2 separate regions of the Mus musculus genome follow, and region 2 is linked to region 1. Evidence: chromatin loops called from intact Hi-C (ENCODE). Cell type or tissue: left cerebral cortex. All regions are shown on one strand.

Region 1 (8,000 bases):
CCCAACTGAAGCTCCTTTCTCTGTGGTAACTCCAGCTGTGTCAAGTTGACACAAAAATAGCCAGTACAAGCTCCTTTTGCAGGGCTGGAGAGCAGACTGGTTAGGAGGACTTGCTGGATTGGTTCCTAACACAAGCAACCTCACCACCCTCTGTAACTCCAGTCCCAGAGATCTGACACACTCTTCTGGCTCTATAGATACCAGGCATGTGTGTGATGCACACATACACATGCAGGCAAACACATGAAAACATTTTTATATTTTTTTTTGTTTTTATTTTTCAAGACAACTTTTCTCTTTGTACACCTGGCTATCTTGGAACTCAGTAGACCAGGCTGGCCTCGAACTCAAGAGATTGCCTGCCTTTGCCTACCTGATTAAAAGCGTACCCCACCACCATCAAGCATTATTTAACCTATATGTATATTACAAACAGACTTAAGTGTATTTTTGTTTTGGGGTTGATTTCTTTTAAAGGTAATAGTGAATAATATGGTTTGTATGATTTTATCAGATACCCTGACTGTGTGTTTATTATCTTCCCTCCTGTGTTTCTCTCCCTTTTCCTCATTTCTCTGCTCAGATCGCTTCTACGTGCCTTGCTATTCCCTTCTGTTGCTCCCCGGATTCTCACCCACGCAGTGGTCCCTTCTTTCTTCCTGCTCTCTGAAGTTCCTCCAGGATACGTAGTCGCAGCTGAAGGTTTGGAGGTAGAAGCTTACAGTGCAACCTTTGTCTCTGTGTCTGGGTTACCTCACGCAAAAGTGACATTTTTTTAGTTCCATCTGTTTACCTGCAAAGTTGGTGATTTCACTTCACAACTAGATAGTGTTCCATAGTGCGCATGCACCACATCTTTACTGCACAGTCATCGGCTGAAGGACACTTAGGCTGTGTCCGTTTCCTAGCTGTTGTGCATAGAGCAGCATTGAACTTGGCTGCACAAGTGTCTGTGAAGTGATAGGTCTTTTGGGCGAATGCCAAGGATGCGTGTGGCTGGCCTGGTAACTGAGCAGCTGTGGAGTCTCCATTTTTTTTTTATTATTTTCTTTATATACATTTCAAATGCTGTCCTGAAAGTTCCCTATACCCTCCCCCTAAGAGCGTATCAGATCCCCTGGGACTGGAGTTATAGACAGTTGTGAGCCACCACATGGGGGCTGGGACTTGAACCCAGGTCCTCTGGAAGAGCAGTCAGTGCTCTTAACCACTGAGCCATCTCTCCAGCTCCTTCCATTTTTAAAAAAATAGTTGACAGATTTTTTTGTTTTTTTTTTTTTTTTTTTTTTTTGGGTTTTTATCGAGACAGGGTTTCTCTGTGTAGCCCTGGCTGTCCTGGAACTCACTCTGTAGACCAGGCTGGCCTCAAACTCAGAAATCCGCCTGCCTCTGCCTCCCAAGTGCTGGGATAAAAGGCATGCGCCACCACACCGATCAACAGATTTTTTTTCTCCATTTACATGGGCTCTCAGTTTATTAGTTTTGTGAGTATAAAGTTGCAGAACTGTTGGTCTGAATATTTTGATACCTAAGTTTTTTTTAAAGATTTATTTAAGGTATATAAGTACACTAGCTGTACAGATGGTTGTGAGCCTTCATTTGGTTGTTGGGAATTGAATTTAGGACTTCTGCTCACACCAGTCGGCCCTGCTCGCTCATGCCCATGGATTTATTATTTTACTTTAGTGCACTGTAGCTGTCTTAAGATGCACCAGAAGAGGGCATCAGATCTCAGTACAGATGGGTGTGAGCCACCATGTGGTTGCAGGGATTTGAACTCGGGACCTTTGGAAGAGCAGTCGGTGCTCTTAACCCACTGAGCCAACTCTCCAGGCTGATCCTTAAGATCTTAACAAATAGTTCAGTAATTGTACAAAATGCTTTGACTCAGAAGACTGAGAAGAACTCATATTAATTCCACTCTCACTTAAGGGTGCAAACCTTTTTAGTGGGAGGCCTGAGGTTTCTGAACCCCTAATTTCTATTTAAAGAAAACCCTTCTCTGAGAATTGTGTTCCCCACATTTTTTGCATGAGTTGAGGGGTCCCTCGGGTATTACAGCCAGCAGTGAAATGATCGGTGAAGAGGTGAGATTAAATACTTGATTCCGTTTGACTTCATTAAATTGGATGAAACTTCTAAAAAGTCTGATGTCAGGGGATTTATTGCCAGCATACTTAAAACAGTACAATTGGGAAAAAAGTTCCCTGATGTAACCCAGGCCCCAGGGCATAATTACTCAAAGGCAACTCAGGGTGTGTGGCTTTTCTTCCAAGAAGATAAGGTCTGGAGATAGGCTGCCTGTGCTGGTTTAGGAGGGCCTAAGGAAGGATGTGGCCTGGTCTCAGTTGTACAGATAGTGTAGAGGTCGTTTAGATTACTAGCTACCTCCAGTCCTGTTTGTAGGAGCTTGATATGGCTTGGCCGAGAGCTAACACAGATCACGGGGGTGTTAGTCATCTCTTTCCAGCCTGATGGGCAGAAAGAGATTTTACTTCTTTTCCACTGAAAAAACAACTCGGGAGCTGGGTGTGGTGGCACCTGATTTTAATCCCAGCACTCAGGAGGCAGGTGCAGGTAGATCTCTGCTTTTGAGGCCAGGCTAGTCTACAGAGCAAGATCCAGGACAATCAGAGAATAACAGAGAAACCTTGTCTCAAAGAAAGAAAACAGTCCCATGTGCTTAACATTCCTGGTTTTCCCTGGAGCTCTGTGCTCCCAACAGAGCAGCATTCCACAGCGTGCGCCCAATACTCTGGTCAGCCATTCATCTGCTGCAGGGTATTTACATTGCTTCCATTCCCCAGCTCTGGTGGGTAGAGCAGCCACGAGCAGGTCTCAGCAAGGATCTATGACGTAGGATGTCAGCGAGGCCTTTGGGCGTGTGCCAAGGGGTGATACAGCTGGGGCATATGGTGCATTTATTTTTATCTTTTTGAGAATTTTCCCTATGATTTCCATAGTGGCTGCACCAGTTTTCAATTCCACTAAAAGTGAATGAGTTCCCCTTTCCCCACACCCCCTCCAGCATTTGTTGTCTGTTGTCGTTTATTGTCTTGTTGGTCTTTGCCATTCTGATTAGAATGAAGTCTCAAACTTATTTGCTTTGCTTTTTTTTTTTTTTTTTTTTTTTTTCCTTTTGAGAACTCCATTCAGGTTCCAGGGTCATTTATTATTTTCACTCTTGGCTTTTTGAATTTTTGTATATTCTATGCATTATTCGTCTATTAAATGTATTAAATGTATACCTGACAAAGATTCTCTTCAGTTCTGTGGGATTCCTCATCACTGATTGTTTAATTAGCTATGCAGAGCTTTGTAGTTTGAGGTCCCACTTGTCAGTTGTTGATCTTAATTACTGTACATAAGGAGTTCTATTCAGAAAGCCTTTCCCTACACCTAGACCGTGCAGGGTGCTGTGTTTCCTCCCAGTAGTTTCAGTGTTTCACTGTCCACATTTAGGTCTTTGAACCACAAGGTGGTTTGAATTGAATAGAGCTGTAAATACTACCTGCCACTCACCACTAGAGGGACCCTGTGGTCAGAAGAGGTTACCCACCCATAGGATGCCTGTGGATGTTGGCCAGTTTTCCCTTCACCACTTGTTGAAGATGCTTCCCCCACCCCCCCGCAAGCATATGTCTTGCTGCCTTTGTCAAATATTAAGTGGCTGAAGCTATATGTACTCATGTTTGGGTCTTCAGTTTTGTTCCGTTGGTCTCCAAGTCTCTATTTGTGCTGATACCATGATTTTTTGGCTTGGTTTTGTTTTCCTATAGCTTTGTAATATATCTTAAGGTCTGAAATGGCAATCCCTCCAGGATTGTTCTTTTTGCTCCAGATTGTTTTGGCTATCCAGGATTTCTTGTGGTTCCATATACATTTTTTTGTTTCTTCTTTTTTTTTTTTTATTCCATATACATTTTAGGGTAGTTTTTTCCCCCCATTTCTGTGAAGAATGAGGTGGGGAGTTTGATTGGAATTGCACTGAATCTGTAATAGCTTTAGGTAGAATGGTCATTTTCACCATGCTAAAAGTTTACCACTCCGTGAGCATGGGATGCCTTTCCGTTTTCTAGTGTCTTTCTCCATCTCTTTCTGGCTTTAACTCCAAGTTTGCCTTTGAGATGGATAAAGGAAAAACCATATCCACTAGTGTATTGGATGTAGTCTAGGTATGATGATATTTCTGCTGAACCTCTGATTATAGGGTCCCTCTAGTGGTGAGTGGTGGGTAGTGCTTATAGCTCTAGTCAATATATTGCTGCAAAACAAATCTTGGGTCTGGTTCTGTTTGTTTTTAAGCATTATCCATACTGGGATGCCCTAGAACTAGGTATGTAGACCAGGCTGGCCTCAAATGTCTATGAAGTTACAGATATCTGTTTCTGCTTCTTGAGTGCCAGAATTAAAGACATGTGCTACCACACCCAGCCTGTTTTTCTCTCTCTTAAAGATTTATATGAGCTGGAGAGATGGCTCAGAGGTTGACAGCACTCACTGCTCTTTGAGAGGTCCTGAGCTCAAATCCCAGCAACCATGTGGTGACTCACAACCATCTTCAATGAGATCTGGTGCCCTCTTTTGATTTGCAGTCAGAATCTTTAACAAAAATTATACATTTTTTTTTTTTTTTTTTTGTTTTTCGAGACAGGGTTTCTCTGTATAGCCCTGGCTGCCCTGGAACTCACTTTGTAGACCAGGCTGGCCTTGAACTCAGAGATCCGCCTGCCTCTGCCTCCCGAGTGCTGGGATTAAAGATTTATTTATTATATATAAGTACACTGTAGCTGTCTTCAGACACACCAGAAGAGGGCATCGGTTTCCATTACAGATGTTGTGAGCTACCATGTGGTTGCTGGGAATTGAACTCAGGACCTCTGGAACAGTAATCAGTGCTCTTAACCACTGAGCCATCTCACCAGCCCCAAAATTTCTATTTTTAATTATGTGTATGTTCCAATGTTTGGTAGGGCTGTGAATGTGAGTTGGCTGTTCGCCCAGGTCAGAGATGCCAGATCCCCTGAATCTGGAGCTGCAGGAAGTTGTGAACTTCTTCTACTCAAGCTCATTGTGGGTGCTGGATACCAAGCTTGCTGGGTTGGTCCGCACTCCATCACTGAGTCTATAGCCCAGGCTGGCTTTGACTGAACAGCACAGCACAGCACATTTTCCTTAGCTTCACAGGTGCTAGGGTTGTAGGATCTAATAGTTTTGTTCGTTTTACAAGATGTATCATAGTTATGGTTACTGTGATGAAACACCACGGGCAAAAGCAAGCTAGGGAGGACAGGGTTTATTTCACTCACACTTACACGTCACTGTTTATCATCAAAGGACATCAGGAGAGAGATTCAAAAGAGGCAGCAACATAGAGGCAGGGCAGAGACCATGGAGGAGAGCTGCTTCCTGGCTCGCTGCACATGGCTTGCTCAGCCTTTTAGAACCAAGGACCACCGGGCGTGGTGGCACACGCCTTTAATCCCAGCACTCGGGAGGCAGAGGCAGGCGGATTTCTGAGTTCGAGACCAGCCTGGTCTACAAAGTGAGTTCCAGGACAGCCAGGGCTACATAGAGAAACCATGTCTCGAAAAAAAAAAAAAAAAACCAGGACCACCAGAGCTGGCCCAGCACTCCCTAGATAAGAAAGCATCCCACAGGCTTGCTCCCAGTCTGATTATTATGGAGGCGTTTTCTTAATTAAGGCTCCCTCCTCTCTGCTGACACTAGCTTGTGTAGAGTTGACATCAAACTAGCCAGGACGGTTTTTCTTCTTTAAAAAGTATGTATTTTTATTATTTTAAATTATGTGTGTGTGTGTGTGTGTGTGTGTGTGTGTGTGTGTGTGTGTGATCTGTGGGTGTGTGCACATGAGCACACGTGCCCACAGAGGCCAGAAGCATCCGATCTCCCTCGATCTGGAACTACAGCAGCTTGTGAGTGCTGATGTGGGTGCTTGAAACTGAGCTCAGGTCCTCTGAGGCAGCAGTACCCACCCCTAACCATCTGTCTTAGCCAGTGTACTGTTGCTGGGAGGAGACCACATAACTTTGCAACTGTTAGAAAGACTCTAATTGGGTCTGGCTTACAGCATCAGAGGTTTAGTCCATTGTCATTGTGCTGGGGAGCAGAGCGGCATGCAGGTACTCCATCATGGCACTGGAGAGGTATCTGAGAGTTCAGTGTTTGAACCCACAGGCAGCAGGGAGAGAGAGCCACTGGGCTTGGGTTTTTGAAAACCTTAAAGGCCACACTAATCTTTTCAGATAGCACCACTCCCTGATGACTGAGTATTCAAATCTATGAGAAAGGGGGCGGGGGGGGGGTAATTCTCATTCAAACCACCATACCATCTCTCCAGCCCCCCCCCCCCCACACACACACTTTTTTGTTTTGTTTTGTTTTGTTTTTTTGTTTTTTTGAGACAGGGTTTCTCTGTGTAGCCCTGGCTGTCCTGGAGCTAACTCTGTAGACCAGGCTGGCCTCGAACTCAGAAACCCACCTGCCTCTGCCTCACAAGTGCTGGGATTAAAGACAGCACCACCACTCTTAACTTTCACAAAGCCTTGTTTTGTGGCAGCTTTGCCTGTGCTGTCACATTCCTTAATAGATGACCCATGGTCTTGGCACCTCCAAGATTCTGAAGTCTCCACTGTAGCTCAGGCTTCACTTTCATAGCTTCATGGACTTGAAGAGACCCCCAACCCTGTCATGGGTTGCCTGACCTCAGAGACTCTGTGTGTGTGTGTGTGTGTGTGTCTGTGTGTGTGTGTGTGTGTGTGTCTGTGTGTGTGTGTGTCTGTGTCTGTGTGTGTGTGTCTGTGTCTGTGTGTGTGTGTGTGTGTGTGTGTCTGTGTGTGGTCTGTGTCTGTGTGTCTGTGTGTGTCTGTGTCTGTGTGTGTGTGTGTGTGTGTGTGTGTGTGTGTGTGTGTCTGTGTCTGTGTCTGTGTCTGTGTCTGTGTGTGTAGCACTTGAGTGGATGTCGGGACACAGCTTAGGAGAGTCATTTTATCCTTTTACCTTGTGGGTCCCAGGGATTGAATTTACTTAGGTCGTTGGGCTTGACAGCATATACTTTTACCTGCTAAACTATTTTGCCAGCCCAATTTTACATCCTTCATCCCTTCCAAAACAGCATCAGAAAAGCCAGGTGTGCTGGTACACACCTTCAATCCCAGCATTGGGGAAGCAGACCCTTTCCTAATGTCCTAGGGCAGGCAGGAGGCTTCCCCTTAGTAACTGCAGCGTTCTTTCCAGCACTAGCTTTGCCTGCATGTTTGAGCAGTCGCCCTGTCACGGATTGAACGTCTTTCCGCTGTGAACTGTCATTCTGGTAGAATCTAGAGTCACAGGGAGGTGGGCTGTTCCAGTCGGGGTTTCTATTGTTATGATGAAATACCATGACCAGAGCAGTTTGAGGAGAAACGGGTTTATATTTGGCTTATACTTCCACCCCACTGTTCATCATTGAAGGAAGTTAGGACAGGAACCTGGAGGCAGGAGCTGACGCAGAAGCCATGGAGGGGTGTTGCTTACTGGCTTGCTCCTCATGGCTTTCTCAGTGTCCTTTTTTATAGACCCCAGGACCATCAGCCCGGGATGGCACCACCCATAAAGAGCTGGGGCTCTCTCCCATCAATCACTAATTAAGAAAATACCCTATAGTGGGAACGTATGGAAACATTTTCTTAATTAAGCTTTCCTCCTTTCAGAGGACTCTGGCTTGTGTCGAGGTGACATAGCCTCTAAGCATGCCTGGAGGGGAGGGTGTGTGTGTAGAGGTCAGAGGAGTTGGGAGTAGCTTGTCTCCTAAGACCTTATTTTGAGGCATGGTTCTTCTTGCTGGTCCTGCTACACTGTGCACTCAGGCTAGCTGGCCCACAGATTTCCATGCGATTCTTCTCTTAGTCTGCCATTTCACCATGGAAGTGCTGGGTTACAGATGCATGCTGGGATTATAGATGCAGGATCTGGGAGTCAATTCAACCCATCTGGTCTAC
Region 2 (8,000 bases), 56 kb before region 1:
CCAGACTGCTCAATGGATAAGAACACTGTCTATTCTTCCAGAGGACTGGTTCAAAATCCCAGCACCCACATGGCAGCTCACCAGTGTTTGTAACTCTAGACCCAGAGGCTCTGGCACCCTCACACAGACAGACATGCAGCCAACAACAACATACATAAAAAATAAACAAATCTAAAATATAAAAAATAAATTAAAAATAAAAGCAAGTGAACAAACAAAATCTATATAAGGCCAGGAGTAGAGTCCCTTGGGAGGCAAAGAAGCTGAGCGTGGTGGCCTAAAGCAAGTTGACCTCTGTGAGGCCAGACTGACCTAGTTCCAAGTGAGTTTCAAGACAGTCAGAGCTATGTAGAGAAACCCTATCTCATAGAACAAAACCAAATCCAGCTCAGGCCTATATCCTCCATAGCAATCTACAAAACCATATCTATAGGTTTCACACCAGGACCTCAGTGCCTTTCCAACTGAGCCCTCCTTTTCCTCCCTGACTCTTCAGCCAGCCAAGGTCTGCTCTTTATAAATGTCCTCATTTTAAATGTTATTTCCCCAGCACTGCCTGTCTTTAACAACTCTGGGACCTTCAGGGTGGCTCTGTGGGCAAAGGAGCTTGCTGTATAACCCTGACCACCTGAGTTTGCTTCCTTGGGCTCCTATGATGAAAAGAGAGACTGAACTCCTACAAGTTGCCTCTGGTCTCCATATGCAGACACACAAACATAATACAATTTAAAAAACAAAACACAAACCTCTCACCTGTTATCTTGAACTTAAGTCTTTATCGTACAGTATCTAAGCTGACTAGGATCCCAGACAGTTGCCCTGCAAGGTAGGGCTTGTTTTTATTTACTGCCAGGGGCCAGTAATCCAGGATCTAGGACTCATTTTCTAGGCTAGTGATATACTACTGAGCTACAAACTATATTTCCATCCTCAGGGAAGTTTTTAATGTTTCCAAGGAATCCACCACAACCATTTAATTACATATAGTATGCTGATCTGGTTGTACAACATATATTCAATCACTGAACAGCTTCTATTAACAAAAATTTAGCCAAATGTCAGCCTTGTTTGTAAAAAAAAGACCGAATTCTGTTACAGACCTTAAAACCAACCAGAAAATGAGACATAAACCAAATCTAACTGTAAACTGAAATTTTGTTTCTATGATGGAAATAAATGGGGATTCTCTTAGTCGATAAAGGGTCACCTAAGAAAACAGTAAGCTATGATTTGAAAGCTGAAAACGAGAGTGTGCTAACTTTTTTGTTTTTTTTTTTTTTTTTTTGGTTTTTTTTTTTTTTGGTTTTTCGAGACAGGGTTTCTCTGTATAGCCCTGGCTGTCCTGGAACTCACTTTGTAGACCAGGCTGGCCTCGAACTCAGAAATCCGCCTGCCTCTGCCTCCCGAGTGCTGGGATTAAAGGCGTGCGCCACCACGCCCGGCGGAGAGTGTGCTAATTAAGTTTGTTTCTGGACAGGTTCCTTTTGGTAAATAACTCGGCAGCGGGACGAGAAAACTTCAAAGCCGACAAAGACACAGACACTGATACGCACACACACTCCTCCAGACTCCGCCATCCAGCCAGGAGCGTACAAGAAAATTGTAAAGCCGATAAACACACACACACACACACACACACACACACACACACTCCGAAGAAAATTGCAAAGCCGACAAAGACACAGACACAAACACACATGCGCGCACACACACACGCACACAGAGGCACATACACACGCGCGCGCACACACACACAAAGTCCCCTCCACTCCGCCGTCCAGCCCGGAGCGCCTTTCCGAGCCTTTCTCAATCCCCGCCCCCTTCCTCTTTGTCCAGGGTTTTCCCTTCTCCTCGCCTCTCTCTTTCCCTCTTCCTGGGCCCGGCTCTTGCCTCGGTGAAACCCCCGTAAGTTGTCTGGTAGAACTCATCTTCCTCCTCTGCTTCCAGGAGCCCAGAAAGCCGGTTCCCAGCGGTTTTCCGTGGGGCCCGGCCCCCAGCCAAACTCATACCGCCTACAGCGACTGCGCTGCCGCCTTCAGCCCCTGGCCCAGCTCGGGGTTCTCGCAGATCGGCACTCGACACTATTACCTGCGGGCGACCGTCAATGACGGAAGTTCAGCGTCTGCAAGCAAAAGCAGCCGAGCGTCGAGAGGTCCTAGTTATTTTCACCTTAAGTCTCTTTGTGGCTGGTGGCTGCTGTGGCCACTCATAGGCAGCGCCTAGGGCACAGTACCAGGGTTCCTCCTCCTTACCTAGATATTTTGTTTGTTTTTCTACAGACAGGATCACACTTTACAGTCCTGGCTGGCCTGGAGCTACCTGTGTAAAGCAAGCTGCCCTCGAACTCAGAGATCTTCCTGCCTCTGCCTCCCGGTGATGGAATTAAAGGTGTGCGCCAAGTAGGCCTGCCTCATAGCAAACTCCTTTCCCTTCTCCGCTCCTACTTTTTTTTTTTTTTTAAGATTTATTTATGCTAGGCAGTGGTGGCGCACGCCTTTAATCCCAGCTCTTGGGAGGCAGAGGCAGGTGGATTTCTGAGCTCAAGGCCAGCCTGGTCTACAGAGTGAGTTCCAGGACGGCCAGGGCTATACAGAGAAAAGCTGTCTCAAAAAAAAAAAGTATGTATGTATGTATGTACTTATTTATTTATTTAATATGAGTACACTATTGTTGTCTTCAGACACACTGGGAGAGGGCACCGACAGCTCTTTCAGAGATCCTGAGTGAATTCAATTTCCAGCAACCACATGGTGGCTCACAACCATCTGTAATGGGATCTGATGTCCTCTTCTGGTGTTTCTGAAGACAGCTACAGTGTACTCATATACATAAAATAAATAAATAAATCTTTTTAAAAATTGTATGACTTTTTTTTTTAACTATGTGTTTGTGTTCATGTGTGTGAGCATGTACCACTGCACTGGTGTGGAGGTCAGAAGACAAATGTGCAGGAACTGGCTCTCCACGTTTACTGTGTGGAATCTGGGGTCAAAGTCAGGTCACCAGGCTTGATGGCAGGCTCCTCTATCTGCTGAGTTTTGGTTTTGGAGACTGGTTCTCTATGTACTCCAAGCTTGCCAGTCTCATAGACTGGTCTGCTATGGTCTTCTCCGTGTTTCATGCTACTAGGTTAAGGGAAGAGTTTGTTTTTGTTTTTGTTTTGGAGTGTGTGTGTGTGTGTGTGTGTGTGTGTTTCCCCCTCTTTGCTGGGAATGGAACCCAAGGTCTCAGGAACTCTAGAAAAGCATTCTACTACAAAGGTACATCCCAAGTGAGGCCAAGGATTGTATCTGTCTATACTACGAATGTGAATGCCTGCAATAGGCTAGGTTTAGGTAAACAATGAAAGACTAAATGAAGAAGGTATTCATTCTTTTACTGTTTTTTGGTTTTATTTTTGTTTCTGTTTTTTTTTTCTAATGCCAAGGATTAAATTCAGAGTAGTGTATAAGATAGGTAAGTTCTCTAATTCTGAACTACACCCCTATCCCCAAAAGGTGCTTTGATAAAGCACACTTACATGCACTGACAACCGAATGGGTGGCCCTTCTTTGAGGTCACCAGATTGCCTCCCTTCTGAAAGTATGTATTGGTGAACTCCCTTTGCCATTTCCTCAGGAGCACCAAGCCACAGCGTTCTTCTCTGCCCCAGCTCCCACACCTTGCCCAGTCACCCCAGTTCTGCTATGCTAGGAATGTCACTAGGGAAGAGTAACCCTGTGACTCAGAGGACACCTTGGGACTGAGTAAGAGCTGGGGCAGAGAGACAGAGGGGTAGGATACCTGCTTCCTAAACATTCCAAGCCCTCCTTTCGGTTACATTTACCCCTGAGATAAAGGTATGCTATATTTTGCCTATCGTCCAGGCTCTTTTGGAAATCAAGATTTGGGGGCGGGGGAGAAAAAGGGAAGAAAACTCAAGGGAAGAAAACTCAAGGGAACAAGTTAAGGGATCTTAGCTATCTGTGGAGCTGGAACCTCAGGCGTGTGCTACCATGCTCAGATGTTTAAAGATAGTGTGCCACCATGCCCAGATGTTTAAAGATACTGTGCCACCATGCCCAGATGTTTAAAGATAGTGTATTATTATTATTTATTATTTTGTTTTTTTTGAGACTGGGTTTCTCTGTGTATATCCCTGGCTGTCCTGGAACTCACTCTGTAGACCAGGCTGGCCTGGAACTCAGAAATCCACCTGCCTCTGCCTCCCAAGTGCTGGGATTAAAGACATGCACCACCACCGCCTGGCAATAGTCTACATTCTTGAACTGTAAAAATGAAAAGCCATCATCTTTGCTCTAAAAAGTATCATCTTATGAGGGAGTTACACACATAAGCGGATAACACAAGGTGGGGCTGTGACAGTGGCCATTTCCTGGGCGATGTAGAGACAAAGGCCCCTAGGAAGCTTAAGATGTTTTTTTTTTTTAATTTTTCTTTCAGAACTGAAATACAAACTATAGGGAGATAATTCTGTTTTTAACTGCCTTATGCATTTAGGTCCTTTTTGCCTACTTACAATTTCAGAGTCTGAAATAGCTTTAATCTCTACCTCAATTGATTTTTAGAGCACCTTAGGAAATAGAATCAACTGAGTTTACACTTAACTCAAGTGTTTGTTAACTTGTGCAAGAGGAGGGCAGAGGAAAACTTGAATGGATCAATTCTCTTATCCCATCTCATGGACCTAGGCATAGTTTGGTGCCTTTATCTGATGAGTGGTCTTAACAGTTCCCAGGTGACTGAATGCCTTTTCTGGAAATATAGACAATTTATTCAACAGTATTTACTAAGTATCTGTGAGACACAACTTCACCTGTGAGTGAATAGCACTGTCTGACACCAGTAACAGCAGGGCGAAGGTTTCAGGTACAGTACAACATACAATACTTCAGTGCTACCGAGTCAAAATGCTGTTGAATTAGTGATGCTAATTCTATCAAATGAAGTTTGTCAATCTTTAGTACCCAAGGGAGCACAAAGAATCCAGCAGATGGCAGTAAGGAAACAAATATTTTAGGTCTTGAAGGCAGAGGAAGAAATCTGAGGTTAAGGAATGGGAGATATTTGATGGATACTCTGGCCCTGGGTTCCCTTTGGAGGAACATCTGGATAGGTGTCCAGGCCACTTTAGAACCAATAAGCTGGAGGTTTTTTCCCATGCCTTTTATTTATTCATTTCACAAATAATTATTGAGTGATTACCTTGTACAAAAATGTGACAGGAGGTGGACATAGAACTTTAGCACACAGTCTTTGCTTTTCAGAAGCGCTTGTTCAAAAAGGCCTTCCCTAGGCTTCCCATAATATTCACAGCTGCTAGGGTTCTTTGTAAAAACTGGGCAGAGGGCTGGTGAGATGGCTCAGTGGGTAAGAGCACCCGACTGCTCTTCCGAAGATCCAGAGTTCAAATCCCAGCAACCACATGGTGGCTCACAACCATCCCTAATGAAATCTGATGCCCTCTTCTGGAGTGTCTGAAGACAGCTACAGTGTACTTACATATAATCAATAAATAAATCTTTAAAAAAAAAAAAAAAAAACTGGGCAGAGTTCATATGACAACTAGGCTAGAGTAGAATCCCTCTGTATTTCTATGCCCTTTGGAGTATAGATAATTAGCAACTGAATGCTAAGGAGGACTTTGGATAGGGGGAGGTTATTTGATAGTCTGTAGTCTTTTTTTTATCAGGTCTTTTAAACTTTGTTTTTATGTATTTTTCTTACTTTTCTTCTTATATTGTTGACAAATCCTCATTGCCTTATTTATCAAATATTTACATTTAATGAACTCTGTCGCTGTGTCTAGCACTGTTTGAAGTAAACAAAACATCTATTTTTATGTCTTTAGAAGGAAGATCCCACAAGCCGACACCTTAAACAGTAAAGGCTGGAAGAATTCTTGATGGTTGTGATGTTTTGTAGTGCACAAGAGCTTAACATTTCGGACTTGACACAGAGCTGCGTTCCGAATTCTTTCCAGGACTGTCATTTGAGGAGCTCAGTCCATCTCGGTCCAGCTGATTCTTAACAAGAGTTCTTAGCAACCCGATCAAAGATACGAACCTATATTGGCCTACTGAGCCACCGTAGACTCACGGTCTACGGTCGGTGGATTCCTTGGGGTGTGGCATCATCTGTCACGTGATCCGAAGTCCCCTCTGATTGGCTTCTCTTTTCTCCGGCTAGATAGACGAACGCCGAGAAGCTGTGGCGCATGCGCAATACCGGGGTTTCCTTGGCCGCCCACCCTGAGCCGAGCGGTGGAGTTGGGGATAAACAGGCAGTGGCTGGGGAGGTGAGGGAGGGGGGGCATTCGCTTTTGGGGGCACCTCAGGTGCCTAGGTTTTCCTTTAGGTTTGTTCTATCCGAGACGCGGGACTCCCGGGGCCCGGCTCAAGTGTTCCTGTCTGGTAAGAGAAGGTAGCTTTGGCGGAGAGCAGTTCAAGTTGCTAGGAAGGTGCGAGACTGCAGCTCTCCCCCATGCCGGGCAAGTGGTGCGGTCCTGAGCTTGTCCTGGAGCCTGAACAACGCCTGTGAGAAGCCCGCCGAACGCGGGTTCTGTGAAGAGACGTGGGGAAGATTCGATTCCGAGAAAAGGAAAAGCCGGATTGAAAGGGAGCGAAGCCGCTGAGGGGGAGGGGGCTGCCAAGATGGCGTCCGCCTCCTCAGGGCCAGCGGCGGCCGGGTTTTCATCCCTTGATGCCGGGGCCCCTGCTGGTACCGCAGGTGAGTCGGGTGGGACGCGGGCAGCCGACTGAGGAGGACTGTGAGATGGGAACAAGACCGAGTCCTGGGAGGGGACCTGTGGTTGAGGATGTCCGAGGGGTTGCCCCTAAGGGAGGACAGGACCGGACTTTGAAGTAGACAATTCTATTACTAGAGGAGTCTGGGGGAAAGGATGGATGTCGCTGAGAAAAAGGGAAGCTGACGAAAACTCACACAGTGTCTCAGAGGCGACTGCGTTGAGAACTTTGAGGAGGAAGGATGGAGACTGAAGGTTGGGGGTTAAGAGAGAAACGACAACAGGAGTGGAGAAACGAATCAGTGGAGACTGAGGATACAGCTTAGTAGTGGAGATCTCGTCTAGCATGCATCAGGATCTGGGCTTAATAAGACAAAATAACGTAAACGGAGTATTGGTAGATAAAGGTGTAAGGTAGATACCAAAGTGATTGTGAAATTAATAGATCAAAATGTTGAGGGGATTATGGAACTTAAAAGTAATGGAGAGTCATGGGAATTGTGGATTTTATTGGGAGTAAGTTCCTGGAGTGGCTTTCCGCTCAGACTCCCTCCCCCACCCCCCGCCCGCCCCCCTCCCAGTGCGTCATTCCTCCTCTCATCTCTTGTCAGCAGCAGCCAGCCACATGCTTACTTTCTCACATTAACTCTTTAGGGGATTCCTATCTTTAGGTTGTACAACTGTGGAAAGGAATGAGGAGTTGTGTTGTTTTGTATTTTGATACAGGCACTTCTTATGCCTTCCTGACTGGCCTTAGTGCTGGGATCATGGGAGCTTACTATAGTCAGCACAGAGGGAAACATTGGAAACATCTAAAGGATGAGGAGGGAGGTCAAGGTCAAAACACCCTAAAAGAAGGAGGGTAAATGAAATGAAGCCTTGACTTGTAGAAGAGTCGGGGTTAGGCCTGTGGTTAGGCTTCATAAAGATGGGGAGGGGTGTGTGCGACTTGAGAGCTATGGGAGGATGTTGCATAATAGGATAGGGACTGGAGGAATGCCTAGGATGATGTATGAAGAAATCGTAAGGAACTGGGCAATATGGAGAGGTCAGAGTAGTTAGAGATTAGTAGGGATTGAGGGCTGGAAAGGCCCGCAAAGAAAAGCCACAGCAGATTGTCTGTGGGAGGGGAAATGTGTATGGGGGTGAATCAGAAGCTGCTCCAGAGGAATGTTGGGTGTTCCTCAGTAACTGTTGCCTGAGAAGCTGCTGGGTATGAGGTGGGTTTTTTTTTTCCTTTTTTCTGTGATTTTTG

What was found. Hi-C counts contacts between places; a loop is a spot of excess contacts. Peaks named below come from ENCODE experiments on the same cell type or tissue, not always from the same donor. Only the 100,000 strongest peaks of a DNase experiment are listed, where the experiment ranks them.
Region 2: a loop joins it to region 1, with 6 times the contacts of the local background. A loop is called at or near these places in 11 of 42 quality-filtered maps.

Annotation. Positions count from the first base shown.
Region 1 is chr3:95,049,419-95,057,418 of GRCm38, reverse strand. No RefSeq gene overlaps it. Among named protein-coding and RNA genes, the nearest start is that of Psmd4, 11 kb to the right of the region's middle. In left cerebral cortex, CTCF peaks have their summits at 1,715 (motif pointing right), 3,515 and 4,218; DNase peaks (open chromatin) are centred at 2,853, 3,523 and 4,231; H3K27ac peaks cover 302 bases.
Region 2 is chr3:95,105,105-95,113,104 of GRCm38, reverse strand. It overlaps Pip5k1a (phosphatidylinositol-4-phosphate 5-kinase, type 1 alpha), which reads left to right and starts at 6,175. Exons shown (of 15, transcript NM_008847.3): 1 at 6,175-6,729. The coding sequence starts at 6,654. It overlaps Vps72 (vacuolar protein sorting 72), which reads right to left and starts at 2,063. Exons shown (of 6, transcript NM_009336.2): 1 at 1,891-2,063. The coding sequence starts at 2,007. In left cerebral cortex, CTCF peaks have their summits at 4,977 (motif pointing right) and 6,356; DNase peaks (open chromatin) are centred at 6,157, 6,488, 7,350, 7,863 and 2 more places; H3K4me3 peaks cover 3,801 bases; H3K27ac peaks cover 2,795 bases.